Linked DNA regions of Homo sapiens: region 2 is linked to region 1. The links are chromatin loops, found by intact Hi-C in ENCODE. Cell type or tissue: PC-3. All regions are shown on one strand. Links, peaks and the distances in the headings refer to the core of each region. The heading gives the core; the rest is flanking DNA. Region 1 overlaps ATXN1 (ataxin 1). Region 2 overlaps ATXN1 (ataxin 1).

The links. Peaks named below come from ENCODE experiments on the same cell type or tissue, not always from the same donor. Only the 100,000 strongest peaks of a DNase experiment are listed, where the experiment ranks them.
Region 2: it touches region 1 in a loop (3-fold over the local background); 1 of 110 quality-filtered maps calls a loop at or near these places.

What each region holds. Positions count from the first base shown.
Region 1 is chr6:16,574,351-16,579,732 of GRCh38, forward strand. The region is part of intron 4 of ATXN1 (ataxin 1); the gene reads right to left. Among named protein-coding and RNA genes, the nearest start is that of ATXN1-AS1, 180 kb to the right of the region's middle. In PC-3, for the core only: no CTCF peak of the experiment used is centred there; a DNase peak (open chromatin) is centred at 2,781; H3K4me3 peaks cover 470 bases; H3K27ac peaks cover 587 bases.
Region 2 is chr6:16,431,975-16,437,356 of GRCh38, forward strand. The region is part of intron 6 of ATXN1 (ataxin 1); the gene reads right to left. Among named protein-coding and RNA genes, the nearest start is that of GMPR, 200 kb to the left of the region's middle. RefSeq lists an enhancer at 596-655. In PC-3, for the core only: no CTCF peak of the experiment used is centred there; no DNase peak of the experiment used is centred there.

The DNA.
Region 1 (5,382 bases), core at 329-5,328:
ATGCGCCACCATGCCCAGCTAATTTTATTTGTATTTTTAGTAGAAACGGGGTTTCTCCATGTTGCTCAGGGTGGTCTCGAACTCCCGACCTCAGGTGATCCGCCCGCCTCGGCCTCCCAAAGTGTTGGGATTACAGGCATGAGCCACCGCACCCGGCCTAATTTTTGTATTTTCAGTAGAGATGGGGTTTCACCATGTTGGCCAGTCTGGTCTCGATCTCCTGACCTCAAGTGATCTGCCCACCTCGGCCTACCTAAGTGTCAACTAGGTTTTTTTGAAGATAATTTTAGATTTACAGAAAGCGGCAAAAATAGTACAGAGCTCCCTTGTACCTTCCACCCAGTTTCCCCCTATATTAACAGCTTACAAAGCCATAGAACCACGATCAAAACTAGAAAGTTAACCTGGGTCACGACTACTCAACAAACCGTAGGGTGTATTAGGATTTCACCAGTTTTTGCACCAAACAGGCTTTTTTTTTTTTTTTCCTGTTTCAGGATCATACTTAGAATTTTATGTGGTCATATTTCTTAGTTTCTGCTAATCTGTGACAGTTCCTGAATCCTTCCTTATCCTTAAAGACCTTGACAATTTTAAGGGGAGGGGTCAGTTATTTTTTCGAATGTCCTTCCATTTGAGTTTGCTATTTTTTTCTTGATTAGAGTGAGATTATGCCTTTTCAGGGAGGATATCAGAGATGACACGCCCTTCTCAGTGGGACACACGATGTCAATATGTATCACTGGTGACATTAACCTTGATCACTCAGTTAAGGTGATGTCTGCCAGGATTCTTCACCGTAAACTTTTATTTTTCTCCTTGTAATTACTAAATGTTTGGGGTAGGGATATTTTAAAATTCTACGAATTTCCTGTTTCTGCATATACTTTTGCCCGCTCATTCTAATCCATCTAATCCACATCTGCCCATCTAATGCATCCATCGGTGGGACTTTCTCGTGGCAATTCTTACTATGAGTTCTAATGATGTTTTCATACTGCTTCCTTCCTCGTTTGTTTATTAACTGAAATTCTGCTGCAGGGAAGAGTCATTCCTTTTCCCTTATTTATTTATTCATTGGACTCGTTGGATATTTTATTCTTTGGGTTATAATCCAGCATTTATTTCCTTACCCAGTTATTCTAAGCTGTAGCTAGATATTCTACCATTTCAGAGCAGACACAGCCACATTGTGTCCTGTGTTACAGGTTGTCCCTCATGTCTTAAGACAAGAACAGGCACACAGCGGGTATTCAGCTCATCTGTTCATTCATTTGACAGGTTATCTTGAGGGCCTTGTGTTAGGTGTTAGAGTTACAAGAAATAAAACAATTCCTCTGTCCGAGTGGTTTACAGCCTAGTTAGAAGAGACCTACAGGCACATTTGCAAGTCCTTATTAAAAGTATTAGGCAAGTACAGCAATGGCCCAGAAGAAAACATAGTCAACTCTACCTGGAGAAAAAGGGGTGTGGCAATTGGTAGGCAGGAAAGACTTCCTTAAGACCAAGCAGCATCCTGCTTCCCTTCTATTGTACTGCTTGCTCTATAAAAATCAATGGGCATATAAAATTTCTAGAGACACACGCCATCACACAGTTAGCAGGTACTCCAAGCCCCTGAATCTTCTAAACTAATTCCCCACATCAAACCTCAAGGGCACACTATTTAGGAAGATTTAATGCAATAAACTCAGACTCTTTATATAGTGACTATGTGCTTTTCTAGGAAAATTGGAAACAGCTAAGGTAAAAAAAAAAAAATCTGAAAAGTCATTTGTCTTAATCCAGTCTTCAAATCCAATTTCATCGTTTTTATTCCTTCACAGGGAATAATGAAGAGCAAATAAGGAATATCATCAGAGAAAGATGGACTCCCTAAGTCTCTTTACTTAATTCAATTTTCTTGTACTGCTCTTACAGTATTTTCCAAACAAAGCTGTTCTTTTCTACATATGATAGTTCAGCCCAGCAAATGTCCTCAGGAATAATAAACAAACAGTGGGGGCATATTTTCTGCCACAAATTACACTCTGCAACATTCTTCATCCAAAGCATTTTCAATTCCAAGCAAGCAAAGACACAAGGAAAATACACTGCCTTATTACAAGAACTGCACACAATAGAGAATCTGTATTCAGACACTTATTGACACTTAAACCTGTTAATATGTAACTCCTACTATTGTTCTAAAGGATGAATAAGCAAATTCTCCTGCACATATAATGTTACATCATGCACTTTAATTACAATAGTAAATACTGCCGAAAGGAATTTTACTTTCACTGTTTCATATCACCTTTTCTAATTAATGTCAATGTGTCTTTTCCATGTAAGAGAGCATACAGCAGAGGCACATATGTGTTGTGTCTTTGTGTATCTGCCCAAATGTACACATATTCATGAATGCACATACAAATAAGCTCTTATGCACACAGAGTAACCCCCATGTTAGCATGCATTTATAAATACAGCTGGCCCCACCCCGAGCATGCATGGAGTATACACAAACAGCATAAAGGCCAGTTGACTTCCTTTTGCTTTTATAGGAGATTGACATAAAAAGCTAAAAAAAGACAAGTAGACACTTCATGGAGCCTGTGATTAAGAGAGAAGCTAATGAGACAGATGGGCTGATGCATAAAGGGAACTTCAGCACACCAGCCCACACTCAGTAAAGATTTACCGTGCTTCACTGTCTCCGTTTCAGTCTTCATCATGTGGCATGCTACTTACATTACTCTTGTCCCCAGACCACAGACACACCCCGCTTTTCTCTGCCCAGACCTCCCTAAATTAGGATTATCAAATGACACAAGATAGCAGTCTTCTGCTTTAATGTTGTTATTCAAGGTTTACTCACAGGCAATATTTACTATAAAATCTTGTGGTTTGGCCGGGCACGGTGGCTCATGCCTGCAATCCCAGCCCTTTGGGAGGCCGAGGAGGGTGGATCACCTGAGGCCAGGAGTTCGAGACCAGCCTAGCCAACATAGTGAAACCCCATCTCTACTAAAAATACAAAAATTAGCCAGGTGCAGTGGCGCACACCTGTAGTCCCAGCTACTTGGGAAGCTGAGGCAAAAGGATTGCTTGAACCTGGGAGGCAGAGGTTGCAGTGAGCCGAGATCGTGCCATTGCACTCCAGCTTGGGCAACAGAGCAAGACTCTGTCTCAAAAAAAAAAAAAAAAAAGGAAAAAAAATCATGTGGTTTACCGCTTAACAGAGAGTGGACAATTCTGTTACAGGGCTTACCAGAATATTTTTGGAAAAATTCTGTAAACATAGAAGAATTTCTGAGCCAGAAAAATGAGAAGCAGAAAAAATAATTCATATGAATTTTTAAATTTTTATACAATAGATTTTGCCTCTGATATGACTGCTTCTCTAAGCTATTTCCACATGTGATTACTGTCTCTGAGAGCTCACTCCATGCCATAAGAAATTGCAGAGTTATAGAAATAGCATATGTAGAGGGCTCTACAATTTACAAAACATTTTCAATGCATTATCTCATTTGATCATCACAATACCCCTGTGAGACAGATATTATAATTATTTCTATTTTATAGAGATGCGGAAAAAACCCTCAGATTTTGAGTGATTTCCCTAAGGTCACAAAGCTGATAAGTTGCAGAACTGAGATTCAAAACTAGAATTTCTGATATTGTATTTCATTTTCTCCCACTACATTAATTTTATTACATTTTTCTTGAATTCATTTTTGGTTCTATTTTATAATAGTAGACTCTATAAATTCTGCTCATTACATAAACATTTTATGTGCTTCTAAATGAAACTGACTCTTTAATCTCTAAATTTTTTGGTAACGTTCTATTTTCTGGTTAAACTAAAATGCCCAGGTTCCCTTATCATCTGCTTTCTTTATTCCCTGGAATCTTCCTTTTGAGAGATATGATGTTCCATTATCTGAGGATCTGAGGATTTCTAACTATGTTGACAAATCTTCCTTTTGCTTTTTAAAAACTGTTGCTGCACATATTGCTGAGTAGCTTTCAAATTTATCCACTACGACTTCCACGCTCATATCCTAATATTTATCACAATGGCTACCCCATTCCAGAAAATCTGAAGAGTTCTACATTTGTACTCAACCACATCTACTTCTCGAATCTTCTTTCTCTGTCACTGTTATTCCCAAGATCCTGGAATTAAACAGAAGAGTTTTCCTTTCTGGTCAGTCAGTTCATCCTTCCAGAGCCAGCCCAAAGGGTGCTTTAACATCACTCCTTCTCAGCTGAGTACTTTCTGATGTTATAACATGCTTACCTACAACACTATCTTATGCAGGGGGCAAAAGGAAGAGGTAGCTTTAAAAAGACAGATCCATTTATGTGCCAGCACAGCCTGATAACTAGAGTAGCAGGAAAAAGAGAAAAAAAAAAAAATCACAAGACGATAGATCAATGGGACATTAGATAAGCCCCCCTTTTTGGGGTGTGTGTAGGGGATTCTTGACTGTGGTCACTATATTCCAGCAGTGACACAAGTTAGAGCTTCTGGGGCTGAAGTCCGCATTGTCTAAACAGGACAGTCAGACTTTGGGGCAAACCATCCTCCCATCTTATTGCCCAATTCCACTTTCCCTGCTGTTTTAATGGGATTATTTTGGAATCTGCTATTTCTGTCTCACTCCTTTTCCCCAAACTGTCATATAAGTACTGCAGCTTGACTACTTCCCAGCTGCCAAATTTCACTCCAGAGATGGCTGTATTTCAGTGGCAAGTGAAGTGATGATCCCTCTGTGTCATCGAAATACTCATTTAAGGGGTTAAGCATCTGGAAGAGGGTTGCCTTTGTGCATGAACAGAGTGTTTTTGTTTTGGTTTGTTTTATTGTCTATCCTGGAGAAGGAGGTCATTAGCTCCACCTGAGCAAGATGGAAGACACACACCAAAAAACACTCTATGCAGCCACTAAAATGCACGGGGAAAACAGAAACAGTGACCGCTTTTCATAGGTTCTTTTCCACAGGGACTTCAAAGTCTTAAAGCATCAAGGTTGCAAAATGATGGTAATTTTTAGAGGTGGAAGAAACCTCTGAGAGCAAACCACTCATGTTACAGATGGAGAACTTGGAAGCACAGGGTCACTGAGTACCTTGGTCAAAGCCCCCCCCCCCCACCCGCCGATTCATTCCCAAGTCCAAGGGCGTTTCACTTGAATTTTGAATTTGGCTTTATCTGCAGACACACTCAGAGTATCACATCTCCGTCAGTCAAGTCAAGCACAGACCCAGCTTCTAAAGCACACGGCATCAGCACTGAATTCTTGTTTTGTTTGGCTATGTTTATTTGTTTAGGTACTCAGGAAAATCTCCACCAGGAAAAAATACAGGGTGTTGAACAGAGGGGGAACAGAAC
Region 2 (5,382 bases), core at 313-5,312, 140 kb before region 1:
CGCAGGAGTTTTGGTGGTAAACATGTGAGGGTATCCAGAGAGTGATGGAAATGGTGGATAATCTATTTATTTTGAAATACCAAATGGTACTAATATAAAAACTTGTTCAACCTACTTTGGCAACATTAAATATGAAGGGAATGTACCTTCTTCCCCTCCTCCAAAAGTATTTACTTCAAAAATCGATTTCCTCTGTCACTGGTTATTGCTGCATTTTGCTCAGTGGTTCTGAGAAACCGCATGGAAAATCACAATGTTACACTCGTTAAATTGACCCTGCAGGGCTCTACCACCAGTACATGCATCATCCCAAGAGGTAAAAAGGCAAGGCTGCCAGGCTCATGCTGAGAATATCATCATGAAATCAACGAGGATATGCAAATCTCTCTGTTCCATAGCTCATTTGCATGGTTTTCATTGGTTTTGTAGAACCTCTATACTAAATGTCAATTTCCTTTTCTTTCCTAAAGCTTATTAGCTGTGTGTGATGTTTACAGCTTGAAGACCAAACAGATTTAATAGTTAAAACATTTAAACTATATAATTTAAAAGCATGCAAGGAAGAGGGAAAAAAAGAGGCTCTGATGTAGATCAAACATGTAGATATATTTGTGCTGTTAAAATATGCTTTCCAAGTTTGGAAGATGCGGAGGCCTCATGCATGTCTGTGCACACATAAGCACCACCACAAAATTTGCTTAACCTATTTCTTTTTTCTTTTCTTCTCTTCTTCTTCTTCTTTTTTTTTTTTGCAATGATCTAGAAGAAGCAGAGACATTTGCTTATAAACTATGAAGGGCTTGAACCCAGCCACTGAGTACACATTTTACTCACAATGAAATCTGCATGGAAGCCTGCCAATGTCTGGGCTGACATTCAAACATTCCAAGTTTCTATGTATTTCAATCTCTCAAAACTAATGTTTTAAAACTCTTGATATTTTCTGAGGCACTACACAGTTCAATCCTCACCTCTCAGTTCAGAGTGAATATACAGCAATAATTCTGCTTGAAAGAAGTGCAAAGAAGGTCTTTTGCTGTGCAGCATGTAGCTCGATCTACCGCAACAATACAATGAATAGGTTATGGGTTTTGTATTATTATTTTCCTTTGTGCATCAGATCTAGAAACAGGGTGAGAAAAGAAGGTTGAAGAAATCTTTTAAAAATCTATAAATATTTAAATATTAGTTACATAGTAGACAATGTCCTATAGCCATGCTTTATGGAATAAAGCATAGAATCTTTTGCATTTCATGTGGCATCTGAGTACATTATCTACTGCTACTAGTTATTAGTTCACAGCTCTGCCAAGAGGTAATTGGTGATCCACACCTTCTGAATACTTCTTTTTGGGAACTTTAGCACAATTAGCTGATACCTCAAATTTCACCTGGACCGCAACAGAAACAGCTGTTCAACATTAAATTAAATTTTATAGTTGTTGGCTTTAAGGAGGATAAGAAGAACTGAGTGCTCCAAGGAGATTTTAGAGGTGGGCAAAAAACAGCAACCTGCCCCTACAAGCAAAGAGAGATGTCCCTCCTGGTTAAGCACCCCTTTGTCACGTGCAGCCCAGAGGAAGTTGTGATAAAGCATCATTTGAAAGTTTTAATGCCGTTGGGGCTACAAGCACATTGTCTTGATGGAATTCAGCTGTACAGCTCCTTACTGTCAAATACGATCCATTCTGTTTTAAATTCCTTTAACTGTGACAGGCAGCATGATGAAACAGGTGCATTAAGTGCATGAAACAGAACAAAAGTAAGAAAAGTGCTCAAAGGAAGGCCAGAAATAGTGAAGCCAGAGTGACAGTCTGCAGACCTGGGTCTCAGCAGCTCCGCCCAGGAGTTCCTGCCGGAGCTCAGGCGAGCCACGGATCGGCTCTGTGCCGCTACCTCCTCACCTGCCAAACGAGGGTCACGACGCGTCCTCTAACCTCAGAGAATTTTTGTGAAATTGAGAAACTTACAACAAGCACTCAGCAAACATGGATGCCAAACTATTATCTCATAATTCAATGTGCCCAAATCAGACTGAAACAAGTAAAACCCCAAATTAATTTGACACCATATGCTATGGGTTACATTTTCCAAAAGCCTTCGGAAATTGGCATTTATAATATTTGTGGGTTCATCCTTCTCCATGTACAGAAACATGTGCACACATCAAAACAGACCCAGTTAAGTCTTAATTATCTAGTGGAAGATTATCCAAGATTCTTACTGTTTCTCCCTTTTCCTGTTGCCCATTTTTAGCCTTTTTTGGCAATTCCTCCACTATTAAAGAAAAGAGATGGCATGCAAATCAATCAACCCCTTTCCTTCTTCACTGTAATTTCAATTATCTGTGCTACCTCAGCCTCCGTTGGCATGGATGGGCGAGGAGGTGCTATCTTTGTCCTCAGAATTGGATGGAAAACATTCATCTGTGTTATTGGGAAATGATGTGAACTTAATTTCTCTTTCCCTTCTAAAACTTTGCTTACTGAATGGAAATGTTCCTGAGATCTGTTTATTTGGTTCTATATTTATGTACCTCCCTTTTAAAATAGAGAATACATGTTAATGTTTCTTTGATGACTCAGTGTGTATTATCGGTAACAGTCCATTCATGATGTTGCCATACCACACAGCATAATTTTCTATCTGCTTCTGATTGATTCTTCATTCTCCCTTGATCTCAGTTTGTCATTTAATACATCTAAGTTTTTCACTCAACAAATCAAATACTGATGGAGAATCTGCTATACACCAGGCACTGTGCTGCTAGGAGCTGAGGATTGAACGGGGAGAAACAGGAAGCTCCCTGCTCTCATAGTGCTTCTTAGTTGGGGAGAAAAGACATTCATGATATAATCACATAAATACCTATTTTTATATGTAAAAAATGTTGTCAAAGAAAAGAACGGGGTGATGGGAACAGTTGGAAGAGGTGTAAAAACTCCAGAGAAGCTGTGGCTCCTAGAAAGAAGGTAGGTTTTAGGACTAGAATGGTGATAGTGGGCCGGAAGAGAGAGAGTGCATTCGAAAGACACTGAGGAGATTGCATCAGTAGGACTTGGTGACACATTAGATGCAGAGGAAGAGGGACAGAAATGCTTCAAGGAGGACTTTTAGGCATCTGTCTTGGGTAACTAGATGATGCCAATGGCTGAGATGGGGAATTCTTGGGTAGATGAGGTTTGGTGGGATGGTGATTGTTATAACTTTGACTTTGAACGTGCTGAGTTCAGGTGACATTGTGATACCCCAAAGGAGGTGCAGAGTAGGTAGCTGGAGACACAGGCCCGAAGATGATGAGAGGTCTGGCCTAGAAACATGGATGCAGGAGTCATGGATCCATCAAGGCACTGTGAGTTTGGATGAGATCATCTAGCAGAACACTTAAGTGGAGAAGCAAAGTGGTCTAGAGACTAAGCCATGAGGAACTCCAACACTTAGAGGCGTAGAAAGCAGGTAGAAAGGGAACACCTGAAGACTTAGGAAGGAGGGGCCAGAAAGGGATGATGGCACCCGAAGACAGTGGTGTTCAGGAAGCCAAGGGAGGAAGGTATTTAGACAGGAGGGGGAGAGCAGAATTGGCAAAGCTGTGGAGAAAGTGAGATGAGAACTCCTATTAAAAACACACAACTGGTCCAATGACATGGGATGGCATGGAAATCACTGATGACCAAGCAGGAGACAGGGGTGGACCGCAGGGGAAAAAGAGCAAGCTGAAGCCAGCTAAGGAATGTCCTCGGGCCATCTCCTAGCGGAGGCGGTAGAGCCGTGGTTGAAGGTACAGGAAGTGGACTGTTAGGGCCCAGGTTCCCCTTAACCATGAGACCTGAAGCAAGTTACTTTATTTCTCTAGGGCTCAATTTTCTCACCTGTAAAACAAGAGTAACAGTGCTCACCTACTAGGTTGCTGTGAGGTTCTTTTTCTTTTTCTTTTTTTTTTGGAGACAGAGTCTCACTCTGTCACCCAGGCTGGAGTGCAGTGGTGCAATCTTGGCTCACTGCAATCTCCACCTCCCGGGTTCCAGCTATTCTCCTGCCTTAGCCTCCTGAGTGGCTGGGACTACAGGCGCCTGCCACCACAACTGGCTAATTTTTGTATTTTTAGTAGAGATGGGGTTTCACCACGTTGGCCAGCCTGGACTCAAACTCCTGACCTCAGGTGATCTGCCTGCTTCAGCCTCCCAAAGTGCTGGGATTACAGGCGTGAGCCACCACACCTGGCCTTCTGTGAGGTTCTTAACATGTAAGCCACTTAGCCCAGTGGCTGACTCATAGTAGTTGCTGAATAAATGCTAATTTTATATTAACACCCTCATAACCCATTAAATCAATATTTATTGAGCATCCATCTGCCAGGCACTGTACTAGATGCTGACAAAGACACCCCCAACAACAAATAATTACCTATCCTCATGGAAATAAAAGATTTATAATGAAGTATTTTCCATTAAATGGTGATAGATGCTAAAAAGTTAAGCAGAAAAGGGGGCTAGGGTGGTGGTCTGGTGACCATTTTTTCAAGCTTGTCAGTCAAAAAAGACCTCACAGAGACAGTAACTTTTGGGGAAAAGCCTGAAGAAAGGGAAATAGAAAGCAATGTGGTGACTGGGGGAAGAGCCTTCCTGACAGAAAGAACAGAAGGTACCAAGGTCCTGGGGTGGGCTCCTGTGTGGTGTGTTGGAGGAACACCATCGAGGTGGTGTTCCTGGCACTGAGTAAAGGGGGTGGGGAGCAGGAAATGAAGTCAGAGGGTGGGGGTGACAAGTTCTTTGAGCCACAATAAAGTCTGAGGTCCTTACTCTGAGTGAGCTGAGAGGCACTGGAGGGTTTTGATCAGAGGAGGTACAGGGTCTGGACTACATTTTCACCAGTTCATGCTGGCTGTTGCATGGAGGAGATATTCTGAGAAGAAGCAGAGAGACTACTCAGGAGGTTACTGATGAACTCCAGCCAAGAGATGGTGGCACCGTGGACCAGCAGAATTGTGTAGGAGAAAAAGAGGCATCAAGGACAACGTCAACAACTGTGGCCTGAGTAACTGGAAGGAGATGGGAAGGCAGTGGGAGAAGCAGGTTGGGGTAGAATATCAAGAGTTCATCCCACTGAAGGCAGTTAAGAGACAGTGGGATATGCAAGCCTGAGGTTCAAAGAAAAGGCCCAGGCTGGAGAAGGTGTCAGTTTTGAGATGGTTTGAAGGCATCAACAAAAAACAGACCAGGTTTGAGGACTGAGCCCTGAGGCTCTCTCACATTTGGAAACCAGAGGCTGCTACTTTCCGCTACTTTCCACTCTGATTGTTCCACTTGTGATTAGGCTGTATCGGCTGTGGGTGGGAGTGCGTATCAGCACCACCCCCGTGGAAGGCTACTTGATGCGGATAAG